Regions from separate parts of the Mus musculus genome. Here region 2 is linked to region 1. Evidence: chromatin loops called from intact Hi-C (ENCODE). Cell type or tissue: left cerebral cortex. All regions are shown on one strand. Links, peaks and the distances in the headings refer to the core of each region. The heading gives the core; the rest is flanking DNA. Region 1 holds the start of Smr2 (submaxillary gland androgen regulated protein 2). Region 2 has its middle 69 kb from the start of Gm7714.

Region 1 (10,338 bases), core at 1,378-9,377:
CAGATTGTGAAAGGATCTTTACCAATCGTAATTAATCAAATAGGGGACTAATATCCAATATATACAAAGAACTCAAGAAGCTAGACTCTAGAAAATCAAATAACCCCATTAAAAATTGGGTACAGAGCTAAATGAAGAACTCTCAACTGAGAATTACCGAATGGCTGAGAACCACTTGAAAAAATGTTCAGCATCCTTAATCATCAGGGAAATGCAAATCAAAACAACCCTGAGATTCCACCTCACACCAATCAGAATGGTTAAAATCAAAAATTCAGGTGCCAGCAGATTCTGGCAAGGATGTGGAGAAAGAGGACCACTCCTCCATTGTTAGTGGGATTGCAAGTTGGTACAACCACTCTGGAAATCAGCCTCACGGTTCCTCAGAATATTGGACATATTCTTACCGGAAGATCCAGCAATACCCCTCCTGGGCATATACCCAGAAGATGTAATAAAGACACATGCTCCACAATGTGCATAGCAGCCAGAAGCTCAAAAGAACCCAAATGTCCCTCAACAGAGGGATGGATACAGAAAATTTGGTACATTTACACAATGGAGTACTAATCGGCAATTCAAAACATTGAATTTATGAAATTCCTAGGCAAATGGATGGATCTGGAGGATATCTTCCTGAGTGAGACAACTCAGTCACAAAGAACACACATGATATGTACTCACTGATAATTGGATATTAGCCCAGAGACTTAGAATACCCAAGATACTATTTGCAAAACGCATGAAACTCAGAAAGAACAAAGACCAAAGTTTGGATACTTTGTTCCTCCTTAGAATGGGGAAAAAATACCCATGGACAGAGTTACAGAGACAACATTTGGAGCTGAGACAGGAGGAAGGACCATCCAGAGACTGCCCCACCTGGGGATCCATAGCATAAACAGCCACCAACCCAGACACTATTGCATATGCCAGCAAAGTTTTGCTGACAAGACCCTGATATAGCTGTCTGTTGTGAGGCTATACCAGTGCCTGCCAAATATAGAAGTGGATGGTCAGAGTCATCTATTGGATGGAACACAGGGCCCCTAATGTAGGAGGTAGAGAAAGTACTCAAGGAGCTGAAGGTATCTACAACCATATAGGTAGAACAACAATATAAACTAAACAGTACTCCCAGAGCTCCTGTCTCTAGCTGCATATGTGGCAGAGGATGGCCTAGTTGGCCATCATTGGGAGGAGAGGCCCTTAAGATTATATCTTCCAGTACAGGGGAATGCCAGGTGTAGGAATTGGGAGTGTCTGGGTTGGGGAGTGGGTTGAGAGGAGGAAATAGGGGACTTTTGGGATAGCATTTGAAATGTAAATGAAGAAAATATCTAATAAAAAAAGAGAAGGTATGACATGTGGTAATGTTGGATGGTGGTCATGAGGAATAAAATATGAGGTTAAATAAATAAATAAATAATAAATAAATAATAAGAAGAAGAGGAAAGAAAGAAAGAAAGAAAGAAAGAAAGAAAGAAAGAAAGAAAGGAAGGAAGAAAGAAAGATGTTTAGCCTAGCATCAGGGAGGCCCTGATGTATTGCATGTGAATATACAGACTGAGTAGTTACAATAAAAGGTGGTTCAAATATAGGCCCAAGAGACGCTGAAAAGTGGTCTTTGTATTAAAAATGTTGTGGTTGTATTATGCACCTCCAGAATGATTAAAGAAATCTCTGATTTTTATCCCTTTGGAAAATGATAGTCATATGTGTTTCCAACTCCTAGAGTCATAAGATTATGTGTGTGATAATAATCATGCATGAGTCCTATTCAGAGCACATTTTTCCTTTGGCTCAGCATTAAAAATAAACAGAGCTGAAAAGTGTTGAGAGAAACAAATGCTTTAGGAAGTTGCAGTGATTTGGAAAGATAAAAGGTGAAGAATTGCTTCAGTTAAAGTGAAGACTTTGAAGTGAGCTAGGAAGACTATAGAACACAAAGGACCATGTCAAGAAGAGGGACAGTATGTGCTCTTGTTCCTGTGCTGCTGATCCTAAGTCAGTCTGGTCTGGAGCTGATATTTTGAAGAATATACTCATTTATTTATTCACTCATTTGTTGAGTTCTTTACATAATTTGTCATTTGACTCATTGCCTTCAGCAATTCCAAAGTTTAGGTTAATCCTAAAAACTTGTCCTTTTGCAGTCACATTTATAATGATGTACAATTTTCTTTTAACATCTGTAGGTCCATGCACACATTAAGCAAACTTTCCCATGGTAACATGAATGCTGTGTAATATAGGTGTTATGGATTATTGAAGGAATCAAGGTAAAACAAAACATGCACAGTATATAGTCTAACCCTAAAACTTGCCTTTTCATGGTTAATTTTGTGAGTTTTGGTAGAAGATGCCAGGAGCCTATCATGGCCAGACTTATATCCTTAGACAAGTTTCTTTGGTCTGCCCTCTCCAGTTTTGTAGAGGCTTTTAACATTCCATGTTGACACCAACTTAATTTCTCTCAGTTTTCTACCTCAGTCTGAGCTCTCATATTTACTTGCAGATCCTCCTTTAGTTCCCCAAGAGGCTGTGCCATGCAGAGTGTAATGTAAGAGATGACTTCTACGTGTTGACTAGGGCACTTGCCTGCTTTTTGTTCTATTTGTTGTTGTTGTTGCTTTTATTTTTGTTTTAACTCTGCAATTGTATGTTATTTCATTTAACTAGCACACTTCATTTAGTACATAACCAAACCTGTGTACAATCACCCAACACCATCCCAGAGGTTTGTTTTTGTTCTGTTTTGCCTGCTCTCACCATGCCTCATCTTTTCTGTGTTATATTTGTATCATTATAATGAGTTTTTACAAAACCTGAACTGATTGGTGTGAGGTGGAATCTCAGGGTCATTTTGATTTGCATTTCTCTAATCACTAAGGATTTTGAATATTTCTTTATGAGCTTCTCAGTCATTAGAGATCCCTCAGTTGTGAAATCTCAGTTTATGTCGATACCCTATTTTTTTATCTGTTTGTTTTTCTTTGGTGCTTAGCTTCTTGAGTTCTTTATTTATTTTGGATATTAGCCCTCTGTCAAATGTGTGTTTAGTAAGATATTTTCCCTATCTGTGGGTTGCTGATTTGCCTTATTGACAATGTCCTCTGCCTTACACAAACTTTCTAGTTTCATGAGGTCCCATTTACCAATTCTTGATCTTAGAGCATGAGCCACTGGAGTTTTGTTTAGGAAATTTCCCCCTGTGCTGATGAGTTCCAGGCTCTTTACCACTTCCTGTTCTGTTAGATTCAGTATATTATATCTGGTTTTATGTTGAGGTCCTTGATCCAATTGGACTTGTGCTTTATGCAATGTAGAGGGGACCATGATTTGGTATTGGGTGAGGGAACAGACTGAAGCCCTCAGGGCCATCAGAAACAATAGAACACAGGCAACTTTGAGAGATATGAGGTTGGAGGGACCCTCCAGAATGCACCAGAGACCAGGGAGGTGAGAGACCCTCAGGACTCAAAGGGAGTTACCACAGATGAATGACCGACAGTATGGAGAGGGAACTTATAGAGCTCAGCTCCAGCAGAATGACAGGGCATGAAATGAGGTAGAGGAGGGCCATGACACAGTCACCACTCTGACTCATAATTGTTTTTGTCTGGAACACAGGGCCCCCAATGGAGGAGCTAGACAAAATTCCCAAGGAGCTAAAGGGATCTACAACCCTATAGGTGGAACAACAATATGAACTAACCAGTTCCCCACCCTCTTCAGAGCTTGTGTCTCTAGTTGCATGAGTAGCAGAGGATGGCCTTGTCAGCCACTAATGTGAGGAAAGTCCTTTGTTCTTGCGAAGATTGTATGCCCCATTACAGGGGAATGGCATGGTCAGGAAGCAGGAGTGGGTGGGTTGGAGAGCAGGGCAGGGGGAGAGTATAGGGGACTTTCAGAGAGGAAATTAGGAAATGGGATAGCATTTGAAATGTAAATGAAGAATATATCTAATAAAAATAAATAAAAAATATATCTAATAAAAACTTGAAAAAAAGAACTGCAGGGACAGAAACAAGCACAAAGTGGCATCTAGCTAGAGGAGAGGCCCCAGGGCCTGACACTATTGCTGAGGCCATGGAGTGCTCACAACAAGGCACCTAGTAATACTAGCACTACAGAAGACCCAACATGCAGCTGAAAGTGTCAGGTGCAGATATTTACACCCAACCAATGGACAGAAGCTGCTGACCCCTGTTGTTGAATTAGGGAATGTTGAAAGAAGGTGAAGAGAAGGGCAATCCTGTAGGAAGATCAGAAGTCTCAATTATTCTGGACCCCTGATATCTCACAAACACTGGACCACCAACCAGGCAGCATACACCAGCTTAAGTAACACACATACAGTAGAGGAATGCCAGGTCTGTGTTCATTCAGAGATGATGGGCCTAACCCTCAAGAGACTGGAGGCCCCAGGGGTTTAGTGGTCATTTGGCTTGTAGGGGAGGCATGGGATGTGAATTGTGGGAGGATGCCTGGGGTGGGAATAAAATATGGAGTGTAAAAAGATAAATAAATGAGTAATAATTTAAAAAAAACTTAAAGAGATCCTTCCATTTTGCATCTGTTTTAACTATAGTGCATATAGAACAAAGACATTCCTCAGAAAATGAATATCAATTAACATAATACCCACTTTAAAGATCTTGATCCCCAGGATCTTCCTGTGCTTGCTTTTCTTCTGACCCCATCCTTTCTTTACATCTCTGTAGTAAAGGTCATACAAGTATGCCCTATTCACTCCTCATAGCTCCTCACAGTTCTGTTTGTCTCTTTCCTCCTTGATGTCATATATCGTTTAATCATAATATTGATGGTCTATATGATGTCACTTCACATCTATGTTACTAGTGCTCTCTCTATCCCATTAGTTCATTGACTCATGACAGACAGTAGATACATAGTATTCCATTTTAAATGTTGGTTATTGCATATAAGGTTATTCACAATTTTATTTTTAATTACCTAGGCATAAACTGTAGGAAAATATTTTACACCATTTTTATTTTTGGTGTCTTGAAGACTTTGCTGAATATCTTAATGTTTCCCTTTGGAAATCCTATATTGATATTATCTGATATTTTCCTAATGATTTATTACAATCTCTGTGACAAATTAAAACATATTTTCAAATTGGGAGTCATAGCACTTTATTGGCATTTCTTCAGTAATTTGCATCTTGTATGTATTAGGAAATGCTGATAAACAAAGTTACAATATGTTATATAATAGTTAATTAAAAAAATGAAGGTTTGTGGTAGACAAAATTTATACTCACCAGGAAACATCCTATAAGAACCCAGAGGACAAATACCATATACAGTGCCTTCATCGTTTTTTAGAGTCTGAAATATAGCACAATGACTTGTTAGCATTATTTTTTAAATGAAATAGCATTATTTGGAAAATGTCCTAACACACAGTGTGTATATTTTGCAATGTATCTTAAAATAATTTTCTGATTCTTATGTTGGATTCACTACTAGTGGCATAACATTGTTCAGCTCATAATATTTGACTCTCAAATGATAGGGCTACTTTTTATTTTTGAGTTTTGATAAGGCCTACAAAGCTCCAAATTGGTTGAACTAGATTAGAAATTCCCCCATCACATAATAATCAAATCACCAAATACACAAAACAAACAAAGAATATTAAAAGCATTAAGGGAAAAAGGTCAGGAAACATATAAAAGCAGAGCTCAAAGAATTACATCAGATTTCTGAAGATAAACTATGAAAGTCAGAAGACCCTGGGCAGACATCATACAGACACTAAAAACAAAAATGCCAGCCCAGGCTACTATGCCCAACAAACTCTCCATTTTCATAGATGGAGAAACCAAGATGTTCCACGACAAAAAAATTTACACATTATCTTTCTACAAATACAGCTCTTCAAAGGATAATAAATGTACATCTCCTACACAAGAAGGAAAACTATACCATAGAAAAAGCAAGAAAATAATTTTCTTTCAACAAAACCAAAAGAAGGTAGCCACATTAACATAATTCCACCTCTAACAACAAAAATAACAGGAAGCAACAATCACTTTTCTTTAACATTGTTATATTAATAACAATGGACTCAGTTCCCCCAAGTCAAGAGACATAAACTTCAGACTCGAAACTTAAAAATAGGAGGTTGAGGGTAAGCTCTAGAATGCACCAGAGAAAAGGGAGGCAAGAGGATCTCAGTAATCTAATAGAGCGACCTTAGATGAGATGCCCAACAGTAGGAAGAGGGAACTTATAGAGCCCACCTCTATTAAAAAACAAAACAAAACAAAACAAAAACAAAAACAAACAAAACAAAAAAAATCTATTGAAAAACCGAATCAGCAATATTGTATATCAATAAATACTTCTTTATATTTTCTAATATCTTATACTTCCTCTTATATATGTAGAGTCATTGTGATTAAAGAAATGGAGCTTTAGAGGTAAAAAAAAATGTGTGAGCTGAACAATGCAAACCTTGAAGAATCTTAGGAACTGTTTCTCAGTATGTATTATGAGCTAGCGTCACACATTAGTTTTTTCCTGAGCTATATTTCATTTGAACCTTAAAAGCATGCAAAATTAGTTGTAAATATACACTTTAGAATACAACTGAGAGCAGCTCATCATTAAGAATGTTAAAGAACTCTAAGGTAGAGGAAGAAGAAAAGGGAATTGCAGACTTTGGTGGATTCACTAGCCTACATGGTCAACATGAATATTTTTATATGTTTTAAAAAGATCATACATTTTATGACTCACTGTTTTGTGTAGTTACTTATTTTCACAGAATGAAACTTAAATATCTTAAAAGCAGCTCACTGAACTTCTACCACTGACGTTTGGGCAACATTTTATCTAAAAGTATAGGGCTTCATATTCCCAGGCACCTACCTTGGAGAAGCTTCTTTGCTGGTGAATGTGCTGGTCAGAAGCAGTCTGTTCAATTATTTTTGAGTGGTGGAATACAGAGGACCAGAACTCTAAGCTCTTATATGGTTTGTATTATTTTATTGGCAATAAGGAAACAAAAGTCTGAAGACAAAGCAACTTCATCTGATCCTTTATGGACAGGAAGCATCCTTGCCAATTTGGCAGTGTGTCCCTGCATGTTTTTCATTTCTGAATATACTCAGTCACTAAGTGGTTGAGGCTTCCTTAGGATGCTGTACAGTGAGTCAAAAAGTGATTTTGTTTCAGATAAATACAGGGGGACCTGAGGTGCCCTTTTTTAATTTTAAGAAGGAAAGTGATGAGTTGTTTTTTAATATTTATGTGACATCTTTCCTTCTGTGTTAATCTAGTGGTATTTCCTATGTGATTTTAAACATAAATGTTACCATTGAACTGAGCAGAGGGTCCCCAATAGAGGAGTTAGAAAAAGGATTGATAGAGTTGAAAGGGTTTGCAACCCCATAGAAAGACCAATAATATCAACCAATCAGATCCCCCAGAATTCTAAAGGAATAACCCATCAATAAAGGAGTACACATGACTCCAGCTTGATATGTAGCAGAGGATGACCTTGACATGCATCAATAGAAGTAGAGGTCCTTGGTCCTATGAAGGCTAGATAGATTCCCCAGTATAGGGGAATCAAGGGTGGGGAGGTGTGAGTGGGTGGGTCGGTGGAAGAACACCCTCATATAGGCACGGGGTAGGAGGATGTAATAGGGTGTTTCCATGAGGGAGGGAAACTGGAAAAGGGGATAACATTTGAAATGTAAATAAAGAAAATATCAAATAAAAATGTTATGTGGGAAGTACAAACATTTACAAGGTTGAATTTTCTTATGATTGTAGGAGAGTATTTAGTAAGAAAAATGAAAAGAACATTAAAATCACAATTGAGTACACGTTGCTTTATTGGTAAATAACACACAGACATTTTTCTATTTCTTTCTCTGCTTCTCTCCTTCTGTCTCCCTCTTTCAAGATTCCATGGTACTAACATCCATAGTTTCTAAAGTAAATGCCTCATCTGCTTAGATTATCTGAGCTTCAGTTTTAAGGTTTAACCTGTAATAATGAAGCGATACTTTAAGTTTGAACTTTCAGGTTTCTACAAATCTGGTCTCACACATTATTCTAACTTTTCACAAAGCTGACTTAGCATAGTCCTTTGTGTTTAGTGCTGGGAGTGAACACAGAGCATTGTACTTCCAGTGGACCTAATGCTTCTATGTTTTTGAGATCACCTTTTCTGTTTTAATTTGGAGCAATGTGTCATTATGTTGCTCAGGCTGAACCTCTATGGTCTAGGATAGTTGTTCTCAATTTTTCTAGTGCTAAGACCCTTTCATATACATCCTTATGATTTGTTTACATGCAAACATAAATTATTTTTCATACTTCATAAAACTTATAAATCATAATGTTAATTGTAATATGCAGGATATCTGATATGTGACCCCAATTGATCCTAATGCACAGGTTGACAAGCACCTGTCTAGGTGGTATTGGAACTAACAATGTCATCTGAGTGGTCAATTGCAGCTATTTGACTCCAAATAATCTAAATACACACATACACTCAAGTATACACAGACAACTTGGTGTTTGGTTTGAGATTTCCACTAAAGCACTGCGAATCTAAACAGGCAAAAGGTATGGTAGACAAAATCAAAACCAGACCATATTCAAGCAAACAAACCCAAACAAAACTGAATGAGCCAAAAACTTACAAAATGTCATTGGGTTAGTTTTGTTTTGTCAAACTACTTCTCAGAATGGAGCCTGTCCTGAAGTGTGGCTCATACACAGTGAGACACTTTTGAAGAAAATACCAATCATGTATTAATTGCAGAAAGCTTCCTGGTAGTGATGGAATCCCATGTCTTACTATCTCTGTGCAAGTAGTCCATTGGACTTGCACTTGTGTAGGCCTCTCATGTGTTGCCTTGAGTTCATGTGTGTCCGCCTTGATGAATACAGAAGACCGTGTTTAATTGGAATCACCAGTCTCCTCTGGATTTTACAGTCTTGCTGCATGGGTGTGATGGGAGGGCCTTGATGAAGACACCCCACTTAGGCCTGAGTGCTCCAAAGTTCTTTGGACATTGTCCTGTTGTAGGTCTATGCTTTAGTTCAAATCTACAATAAGAGGAAGCCTTTTTAATGAGGACTGAGTGAGGTACTTACATATTGGTATAGCAGTATGTCGTTTTATGAGTTTGTTTATAACAATGTTCTTTTGTGAGAATATTAGTATTGAATTCTTTTCTTAGGGCCATGACCCATCTAATCCAGGATACTAGACTAGTTTAGCAGTGTCGGGTATGGCTTCTATCTAATGAGTTGTCCTTAAATCCAGTCAAACAGTCGTTCTTTACTCCCTAAGTTTTATGCCACAATGACTCTAATATTGCTTGTACACAAATCTCTCTTCTTGTACAACAAAGCAAAAAAAAAAAAAAAAAAGAGAGAGAGAGAGACAGAAGTATATGATGACAAGGAGATAAATTATGATTAATTCATTGCTTTCAAAGCTTGGACCTAATATTCTGTAGACTAATACTTTCATAGAGCTGATGTCTCTCATCACAGGAAATCCTTAGAACAGTGGAATCATGCTATTGCTTTGATAGAACCTCATGTAGTAGTTGATAATATTTTCCTAATTTAGTTAAATTAGCACACTTAGAAGCAACAATGCAGTGACATTTGATATTTGATGACTTTTGTCCTGTGGTCAGATATTCATTTCTGTTGATATGTAGAAACAAAACTCTTATTTTCATTTGGAGATTCATACAAATGTTATTATTTTACAGTATTCATTCACATTAATTAGTTTCTTGATTAATGCTTTCCTAAGTATTTATCATGCTTTACAAGTAATGCGATGCTTATAATTCTGTGGAAGAATGAAAGATCCCATTGCCTGGATTATCCATTCTGGCTTTGTAAGATATGGTTAGGGGTAGAGCTGGCAGATCAATGAAAACCAACACCTCTGATGTCTTCTCCAGAGTTGGTACAAAATCCCCACACTGAAAAGTTGAAATGATGTTGCAATGTCCCAGCACCCAAACCTAGCAGGACAATAAAATTAGGTAAAAATACATATTTTCAACAAAGTACAATCATATTAATTATTTATATGTATCATTTTTCCTTCCTATTAAAAGTCATATAAAAACACCCTTAATGTTCAGATCAGAAGTAGATTACTTCTACTTCTGCTAACAGTAATTAAGCAGGAAAGTGGACATGTAATATTACCTGAAAATCTTAAGCTTATGAATATAAACAAGCATACAGTTCATCTTTTAATCTGGTGTATAAATCAAACAATTTCACTTCTCTCAATGTCTCTCTTTTT
Region 2 (10,338 bases), core at 776-8,775, 110 kb before region 1:
CACCAACCCAGACACTATTGCATATGCCAGCAAGTTTTTGCTGACAGGACCCTGATATAGCTGTCTTTTGTGAGGCTATGCCAGTGCTTGGCAAATACAGAAGAGGATGCTCACAGTCATCTATTGGATGGAACACAGGGCCCCTAATTTAGAAGCTAGAGAAAGTACTCAAGGAGCTGAAGGCATCTGCAACCCTATAGGAGGAACAAGAAAATGAACTAACTAGCACTCCCAGAGCTCGTGTGTCTAGCTGAATAGGTAGCAGAAGATGGCCTAGTTGGCCATCATTGGAATGAGAGGTCCTTGGTCTGTCGAAGGTTATACGCCCCAGTTCAGGGGAATGCCAGGTCCAGGAATTGGGAGTGGCTGGGTTGGGGAGCAGGGTGAGAGGAGGGCATAGGGGACTTTTTGGATAGCATTTCAAATGTAAATGAAGAAAATATCTAGTAAAAAAAAGAGCAGGTATGGGATGTGGTACTGTTGGATGGTAGTCATGGGGAATAAAATATGAGTATAAAATAGATAGATAGATAGATAGATAGATAGATAGATAGATAGACAGACAAATAAACAAATAAGAATAAAGTAAGAAATGTTTATCCTAGTATCAGGGAGGCCCAGATGTATTGCATGTGACTATAGAGACTGAGTAGTTACAAGATGTTTCAAATATAGGTCCCAGAGATGCTGAATAGTTTTCTGTGTATTGAAAATGTTGTGGTTGTATTATGTACCACCAGAATGATTAAAGAAATCTCTCATTTTATCCCTTTGGAAAATGATAGTCATACATTTTCCAGCTCCTAGAGTCATAAGATCATGTGTGTGATAATGATAATCATGCCTGAGTCCTATTCAGAGCATATTTTTCCTTTGGTCAGCATTAAAAATAAACACAGCTGAAAAGTGTTGAGGGAAAAAATGCTTTAGAAAGTTGGAGTGCTTTGGATAGATGAAAGGTGTAGAATTGCTTCACTTGCAGGAAAGTCTCTGAAATGATTTTGGAAGACTAGAACACAATGGACCATGTCAACCAGAGGGACAGTATGTGCTCTTGTGCCTGTGCTGCTGATTCTAAGTCAAGCTGGTCTAGAGCTGATATTTTGGAGAATATACTCATCTATTTATTCACTTAGTTGCTGAGTTATTTCCCTAATTTGTCATCTGACTCATTACCTGCAGCCATTCCAAAGTTTAGGTTAACCCTTAAAACATGTCCCTTTTTGATCACTTTTATGATGATGTACAATTTTCTTTTAACATCTGTAGGTCCACACATACATTAAACAATCTTTCCCATGGTAATATGAATGCTGTGTAATATAGGTGCTATGGATTATTGAAGGAATAAAGGTAGAATAAAACATGCTCAGTATACAGTCTAACCCTAAAACTTGCCCTTTCATGGTCAGTTTTGTGAGTTTTGGTAGAAGATGTCATGGACCTTTCATGGCCAGACTTTTGAATCCTACGACACTGCCTTGTAATCCTTTCAAGTTTCTTTGGTCTGCCCTCTCCAGTTTTGTAGAGGCTTTTAACATTCCATGTTGACACCAACTTAATTTCTCTCAGTTTTCTACCTCAGTCTGAGCTCTCATATTTACTTGCAGATCCTCTTTAGTTCCCCAAGAGACTGTGCATGCAGAGTGTAATGTAAGAGATGACTTCTACGTGTTGACTAGGGCACTTGCCTGCTTTTTGTTCTGTTTTGTTTTTTGTTTTGTTTTTATTTTTGTTTTAACCCTGTAACTGTATGTTACTTCATTTAAGTAGCACACTTCATTTAGTACATAACCAAACCTGTGTACAATCACCCAACACCATCCCAGAGGTTTTTTGATTTTGTTCTGTTTTGCCTGCTCTCACCATGCCTCATCTTTTCTGTGTTATATTTGTATCATTATAATGAGTTTTTACAAAACCTGAACTGATTGGTGTAAGGTGGAATATCAGGGTCATTTTGATTTGCATTTCTCTAATCACTAAGGATTTTGAATATTTCTTTATGAGCTTCTCAGTCATTAGAGATCCCTCAGTTGTGAAATCTCAGTTTATGTCGATACCCTATTTTTTTATCTGTTTGTTTTTCTTTGGTGCTTAGCTTCTTGAGTTCTTTATTTATTTTGGATATTAGCCCTCTGTCAAATGCGTGTTTAGTTAGATATTTTCCCTATCTGTGGGTTGCTGATTTGCCTTATTGACAATGTCCTCTGCCTTACACAAACTTTCTAGTTTCATGAGGTCCCATTTACCAATTCTTGATCTTAGAGGATGAGCCACTGGAGGTTTTGTTTAGGAAAATTGCCCCTGTGCTGATGAGTTCCAGGCTCTTTACCACTTCCTGTTCTGTTAGATTCAGTATATTATATCTGGTTTTATGTTGAGATCCTTGATCCACTTGGACTTGTGCTTTATGCAATGTAGAGGGGACCATGATTTGGTATTGGGTGAGGGAACAGACTGAAGCCCTCAGGGCCATCAGAAACAATTGAAACATGCCACTTCAGGAGATATGACATTGGAGCTACCCTCCAGAAAGCACCAGAGACGAGGGAGGTGAGAGATTCTCAGGACTCAAAGGGAGGTACCACAGATGAATGACAGACAGTATGGAGAGAGAACTTATAGAGCTCACCTCCAGCAGGATGACAGGGCAGCAAATGAGGGAGAGGAGGGCCATCCCACAGTCACCACTCTGACTCATAATTGTTTTTGTCTGGAACACAGGGCCCCCAATGAAGGAGCTAGACAAAATGCCCAAGGAGATAAGAGGTCTGCAACCCTATAGGTGGAACAACAATATGAACTAACCACTACCCCACCACCCTCAGAGCTTGTGGCTCTCATTGCATATGTAGCAGAGGATGGCCTTGTCAGCCATTAATGGGAGGAAAGTCCCTTGGTCTTGTGAAGATTATATGCCCCAGTACAGGGGAACGGCATGGTCAGGAAGCAGGAGTGGGTGGGTTGGAGAGCAGGGCAGGGGGAGAGTATAGGGGACTTTCAGAGAGGAAATTAGGAAATGGGATAGCATTTGAAATGTAAATGAAGAATATATCTAATCAAAATTAATAAAAGAATACAATTAGTAAAAAAATTGAAAAAAAGAACAGCAGGGATAGAAACAAGCACAAAGTGGGATCCATCTTGAGGTGAGGCCCCAGGGCCTGACACTATTCCTGAGGCCATGGAGTGCTCACAACAAGGCACCTAGCAATACTAGCACTACAGAAGACCCAACATGCAGCTGAAAGTGTCAGGTGCAGATATTTACCCCCAACCAATGGACAGAAGCTGCTGACCCCTGTTGTTGAATCAGAGAATGTTGAAAGAAGGTGAAGAGAAGGGCTATCCTGTAGGAGGACCAGAAGTTTCAATTATTCTGGACCCCCAAGATCTCTCAAACACTGGACCACCATCCAGGCAGCATACACCAGCTGAAGTAACACACATACAGTAGAGGAATGCCAGGTCTGTGTTCATTCAGAGATAATGGGCCTAACCCTCAAGAGACTGGAGGCCCCAGGGGTTTAGTGGTCAGTTGGCTTGGCGAAGAGGCATGGGATGTGAATTGTGGGAGGATGCCCGGGGTGGGAATAAAATATGGAGTGTAAAAAGATAAATAAATAAACTTAAAAAAACCCTAAAGGGAGTCTTCCATTTTGTATTTGTTTTAACTATAATGCATATAGAACAAAGACATTCCTCAGAAAATGAACATCAATTGACATAATACCCACTTTAAAGATCTTGATACCCAGAATCTTCCTGTGCTTGCTTTTCTTCTGACCCCATCCTTTCTTTGCATCTCTGTAGTAAAGGTCATGCACATATGGCCTATTCACTCCTCATAGCTCCTCACAGTTCTGTTTGTCTCTTTCCTCCTTGATGTCATATATCTTTTAATCATAATATTGATGGACTATATGATGTCACTTCACATCTATGTTACTAGTGCTCTCTCTATTCCATTAGTTCATTGACTCATGACAGACAGTGGCTACATAGTATTCCATTTTAAATGTTGGTCACTGAATGTAAGGTTATTCACAATTTTCCTAATGATTTATTACAGTGTCTGTGACAAATTAAAACATATTTTCAAATTGGGAGTCATAGCACTTGATTGGTATTTCTTCAGTAGTTTGCATCTTGTATATATTAGGAAATGCTGATAAATAAAGTTACGATATGTTATATAATAGTTAATAAGAGAAGTTGAAGGTTTGTGGTAGAAAAAAATTGAACTCACCAGGAAGCATCCCATAAGAACCCAGAGGCCAAATACCATATAGAGTGGCTTCATCTTTTTTTTAGAGTCTGAAAGATATCACAATGACTTGTTAGCATTATTTTTTAAATGAAATAGCATTATTTGGAAAATATCCTAACACACGGTATGTATATTTTACAATGTATCTTAAAATAATTTACTGATTCTTATGTTGGATTCACTACTAGTGGCATAACATTGTTCAGCTCATAATATTTGGCTCTCAAATGATAGGGCTACTTTTTATTTTTGAGTTTTGATAAGGCCTACAAAGCTCCAAATTGATTGAACTAGAATAGAAATTCCCCCGTCACATAATAATCAAATCACCAAATGCACAAAACAAACAAAGAATATTAAAAGCAGTAAGGGAAAAAGGTCAGGAAATATATAAAAGCAGAGCTCAAAGAATTACATCAGATTTCTGAAGATAAACTATGAAAGTCAGAAGACCCTGGGCAGACATCATACAGACACTAAAAACAAAAATGCCAGCCCAGGTTACTATGCCCAACAAAACTCTCCATTATCATAGATGGAGAAACCAAGATGTTCCATGACAAAAAAAATTAACACAAGATCTTTCTACAAATACAGCTCTTCAAAGGATAATAAATGTACATCTCCTACACAAGAAGGAAAACTATACCATAGAAAAAGCAAGAAAATACCTTTCTTTCCACAAAACCAAAAGAAGGTAGCCACATTAACATAATTCTACCTCTAACAACAAAAATAACAGGAAGCAACAATCACTTTTCTTTAACATTGTTATATTAATAACAATGGACTCAGTTCCCCCAAATTAAGAGACATAAACTTCAGACTCAAAACTTAAATAGAACCCTACATTTTGCTGCATGCAGGAAACCCACCTAAGTAGCAAAGACAGACACTACCTCAGAGTAAAAGACTGGAAAATATTTTTCCATGCAAATGGTCCCAAGAAACAAGCTAAAGTAGCTATTCTAATATTGAATAAAATTGGCTTTCCAGCTAAAGTTATCAAAATAGATAAGGAAGGACACTGTATACACAAATGAAAATCTACCAAGATGAACTCTCAATTCTGACCTTGTATGCTCATAATGCAAAGGCAACCACAATCATAAAAGAAACTTTACTAAAGTTCAAAGCACACATTGCCCCTCACACAATAATAGTGGGGGCTTTCAATACCCCACTCTCATTAATAAACAGATCATGGAAACAGAAACTAAACATACATACAGTAAAACTAACAGAAGTTATGAACCAAATGGATTTAACAGGTACCTATAGAACATTTTATACTAAAGAAAAGACTATACTTACTTGTCAGCAATGCACAGTACCTTCTCCAAGTCTGACCATATAATCAGTCACAAAACAGGACTCAACAGATACAGGAAGAATGGAATAATTCCATACATCCTAGTAGATCAGCACAGATTACGGTGCAAATACACCCCAAAAAAAAGAGCAGAAGGAAGGAAATAATCAAACTCAGGCCTGAAATCAACCAAGTAGAAAGAGGGATAAGTTTACAAAGAATCAACCAAACATGGAGCTGTTTCTTTGGGAAAATCAGCAAGATAGCTAAACTTAGCCATACTAACCAGAAGGCACAGAGACAGTATCCAAATTAAAATCAGAAATGAGAAGGAGACATAACAACAGAACACGTGGAAAATCAATAAATATGAAGATTCTACTACAAAAGCCTATATTCAACAAAACTTGAAAATCTGAATGAAACGGACAATTTTCTAGACAGATACAATGGTACCAAAGTTAATTCAAGATGAGATAAATTATCTAAACAGTTCCATAATCCCTAAAATAATAGAAGCTGTAATTAATAGTCTCTTAAAGAAATAAAGCCCTGGACCAGAGGGTTTTAATGCAGAGTTCTATCAGAACTTCAAAGAAGACCTACTACCAATATTCTTTAAACTATTCCACAAAATAGAAACAGAAGGAATACCACCTAATTCATTGTATGAAGACACTATTATTCTGATACCTAAATCACACAAAGACCCAACAGAGAAAGAGAACTTCAGTCCAATTTCTCTTATTTATATCAATGCAATATACTCAAAATTCTCACAAAACCCTCCAGGAACACATCAAAAGGATCATCAACATGATCAAGTAGGCTTCATTCCAGGAATGCAGGGATAGTTCAATAGATGGGAATTAATCAACATACCCTGCTATATAAACAAACTCAGAGGGGGAAAAACACATGATCATTTCATTAGATGGGAAGAAAGCATTCAAAAAATGCAAACCCATTCATGATATAAGTCTTGGAAAGATCAGGTACTCACAACCCATACCTAAACATAGTAAAAGCAAAATACAGTATACCAGTAGCCAACATCAAACTAAATGGAGAGAAATTTGAAGCAATCCCACTAATATCAGGGACTAGACAAGGCTGCCAACTTTCTCCCTATCTAGTCAATATAGTACTCAAAGTCCTAGCCAGAGTAATTAGACTACAAAAGGAGTTCAAAGTGATACAAATTGGAAAGGAAGAAGTCAAAATATCACAATTTGCAGATGATATTAGAGTATACTTAAGTGACCCCAAAATTCTACCAGAGAACTCCTAAACCTGATAAACATTTTCAACAAAGTGACTGGATAAAAAATAACTCAAAACAAATTAGTGACCTTCCTCTACTCAAGGATAAAAAAGGCTGAGAAAGAAATTAGGGAAACAATACCCTTTACAATAGTCACAAATAATATAAAGTACATTGGTGCAACTCTAACTAAGCAAGTGAAAAGTTTGTATGACAAGAACCTCAAGTCTCTGAAGAAAGAAATCAAAGAACTCAGAATATGGAAACATCTCCTATGCTCATGGATTGTCAGGATTAATATAGTAAAATTGTCCATCTTGCCAAAAATAATCTACAGCTAAGTGTAATCCCCATCAAAATTCCACCTCAATTTTTCAGAGTTAGAAATAGCAAAAACAAAACAAAACAAAACAAAAAAACAAAAAAAAACAAAAAAACCAAAAAACAAAAAAAAAAAAAACCCAAAAAAACCTAGGGTAGCAAAAATCATTCTCAGAAATAAAAGATCCTCTGTCAAAATCACCATCCCTGACCTCAAGGTGTACTACAGTGCAGTTGTGATAAAAACTGCATGGTATTGGTACAGTGATAGGCAGGTAGATCAATGGATCAGCAATATTGTGTATCAAGTCAATACTTCTTTATATTTTCTAATATCTTACACTTCCTCTTCTATATGTAGAGTTTTTGTGATTATAGAAACAGAGCTTTAGAGGTTAAAAAAAAGTGAGCTGAACAATGCAAACTTTGAAGAATCTTAGGAACAGCTTCTCAGTATGTATTATGAGCTAGCGTCACACATTAGTTTTTTCCTGAGCTATAATTCATTTGAAGCTTAAAAGCATGCAAAATTAGTTGTAAATATACACTTTAGAATACAACTGAGAGCAGCTCATCATTAAAAATGTTAAAGAACTCTAAGGTAGAGGAAGAAGAAAAGGGAATTGCAGACTTTGGTGGATTCACTAGCCTACATGGTCAACATGAATATTTTTTTTGTTGTTTACATATGTTTTAAAAACATCATACATTTTATGACTCACTGTTTTGTATAGTTACTTATTTTCACAGAAATGACTTAAATATCTTAAAAACAGCTCACTGAACTTCTACCACTGACGTTTGGGCAACATTTTATCTAAAAGTATAGGGCTTCATATTCCCAGGTACCTACCTTGGAGAAGCTTCTTTGCTGGTGAATGTGCTGGTCAGAAGCGGTCTGTTCAATTATTTTTGAGTGGTGGAATACAGAGGACCAGAACTCTAAGCTCTTATATAGTTTATATTATTTTGATGGCAATAAAGAAACAAAAGTCCGAAGACAAAGCAACTTCATCTGATCCTTTATGGACAGGAAGCATCCTTGCCAATTTGGCAGTGTGCTCCTGAATGTGTTTATTTCTGAATATACTCAGTCACTAAGTGGTTGAGGCTTCCTGAGGATGCTGTACAGTGAGTCAAAAAGTGATTTTGTTTCAGATAAATACAGGGGGACCTGAGGTGCCCTTTTTAATTTTAAGAAGGAAAGTGATGAGTTGTTTTTTAATATTTATGTAACACCTTTCCTTCTGTGTTAATCTCATGGTATATCCTATGTAATTTTAAAAATAAACGTTACCATTGAACTGAGCATAGGGTCCCCAATAGAGGAATTAGAAAAAGGATTGACAGAGTTGAAAGGGTTTTTTTCTTTCTATGGGGTTGCAAACCCTTTCAACCCCATAGAAAGAACAACAATGTCAACCAATCAGATCCCCCCAGAATTCTCAAGGAATAATCCATCAATAAAGGAGTACACATGATTCCAGCTTGATATGTAGCAGAGGATGACCTTATCATGCATCAATAGAAGTAGAGGTCCTTGGTCCTATGAAGGCTAGATAGATTCCCCAGTATAGGGGAATCAAGGGTGGGGAGGTGTGAGTGGGTGGGCCGGTGGAAGAACACCCTCATAGAGGCACGGGGTAGGAGGATGTAATACAGTGTTTTCATGAGGAAGGGAAACTGGAAAAGGGGATAACATTTGAAATGTTAATAAAGAAAATATCCAATAAAAGTGATATGTGGGAAGTACAAATATTTATAAAGTTGAATTTTCTTATGATTGTAGGAGAATATTTAGTAAGAAAAATGAGAAAGAACATTAAAATCATAATTGAGTACACATTGCTTTATTGCTAAATAACACCCAGACATTTTTTTCTATGTCTCTCTCTGCCTTTCTCCTTCTGTCTCCCTCTTTCAAGTTTCCATGGTACCATCATCCATAGTTTCTAAAATAAATGTCTCATCTGCTTAGATTATCTGGGCTTCAGTTTTAAGATTTAACTTGTAATAATGAAGCTGTACTTTAAATTTGAACTTTCAGGTTTCTACAAATCTGGACTCATTCATTATTTTCTTGTTTCACAAAACTGGCTTAGCATAGTCTTTTGTGTTTAGTGCTGGAAATGAACCCAGAGCATTGTTCTTCCAGTGGACCTAATGCTTTTATGTTTTTGAGATCATCTTTTCTGTTTTTATTTGGAGCAGTGTGTCGTTTGTTGCTCAGGCTGAACGTCTATAGTCTAGGATAGTTCTCAATTTTCCCAGTGCTAAGACCCTTTCATATACATCCTTATGATTTGTTGACATGCAAACATAAATCATTTTTCATACTTCATAAAAGTTGTAAATCATAATGTTAATTGTAATATGCAGGATATCTGATATGTGACCCCAATTGATCCTAATGCACAGGTTGATGAGCACTGGTCTAGGTGGTCTTGGAACTAACAATGTCGTCTGAGTGGTCATGACTGCAGCTAATTGACTCCAAAGAATCTAAATACACACAAACACACATACACTCAAGTATATACAGACAACTTGGTGTTTGGTTTGAGATTTCCACTAAAGCACTGCGAATCTAAACAGGCAAAAGGTATGGTAGACAAAATCAAAACCTGACCATATCCAAGCAAACAAACCCAAACAAAACTGAATGAGCCAAAAACTTACAAAATGTCATTGGGTTAGTTTTGTTTTGTCAAACTACTTCTCAGAATGGAGCCTGTCCTGAAGTGTGGCTCATACACAGTGAGACACTTTTGAAGAAAATACCAATCATGTATTAATTGCAAATAGCTTCCTGGTAGTGATAGAGTCCCATGTGCACTCCCTGTCTCAGTGCAAGTAGTCCATTGGACTTGCACTTGTGTAGGCCTCTCATGTGCTGCCTTGAGTTCATGTGTGTCAGCCTTGATGAATACAGAAGACCTTGTTTAATTGGAATCACCAGTCTCCTCTGGATTTTACAGTCTTGCTGCATGGGTATGATTTGAGGGCCTTGATGAAGACACCCCACTTAGGCCTGAGTGCTCCAAAGTTCTTTGGACATTGTCCTGTTGTAGGTCTATGCTTTAGTTCAAATCTACAATAAGAGGAAGCCTTTTTAATGAGGACTGTGAGGTACTTATTTATTGGTATAGCAGTATGTCATTTTATGAG

Evidence for each region. Peaks named below come from ENCODE experiments on the same cell type or tissue, not always from the same donor. Only the 100,000 strongest peaks of a DNase experiment are listed, where the experiment ranks them.
Region 2: a loop joins it to region 1, with 17 times the contacts of the local background. A loop is called at or near these places in 13 of 42 quality-filtered maps.

The regions. Positions count from the first base shown.
Region 1 is chr5:88,083,200-88,093,537 of GRCm38, reverse strand. Smr2 (submaxillary gland androgen regulated protein 2) reads right to left here and starts at 6,982. Exons shown (of 4, transcript NM_001252680.1): 1 at 6,909-6,982; 2 at 5,294-5,360. In left cerebral cortex, for the core only: no CTCF peak of the experiment used is centred there; no DNase peak of the experiment used is centred there.
Region 2 is chr5:88,194,747-88,205,084 of GRCm38, reverse strand. No RefSeq gene overlaps it. Among named protein-coding and RNA genes, the nearest start is that of Gm7714, 69 kb to the left of the region's middle. In left cerebral cortex, for the core only: no CTCF peak of the experiment used is centred there; no DNase peak of the experiment used is centred there.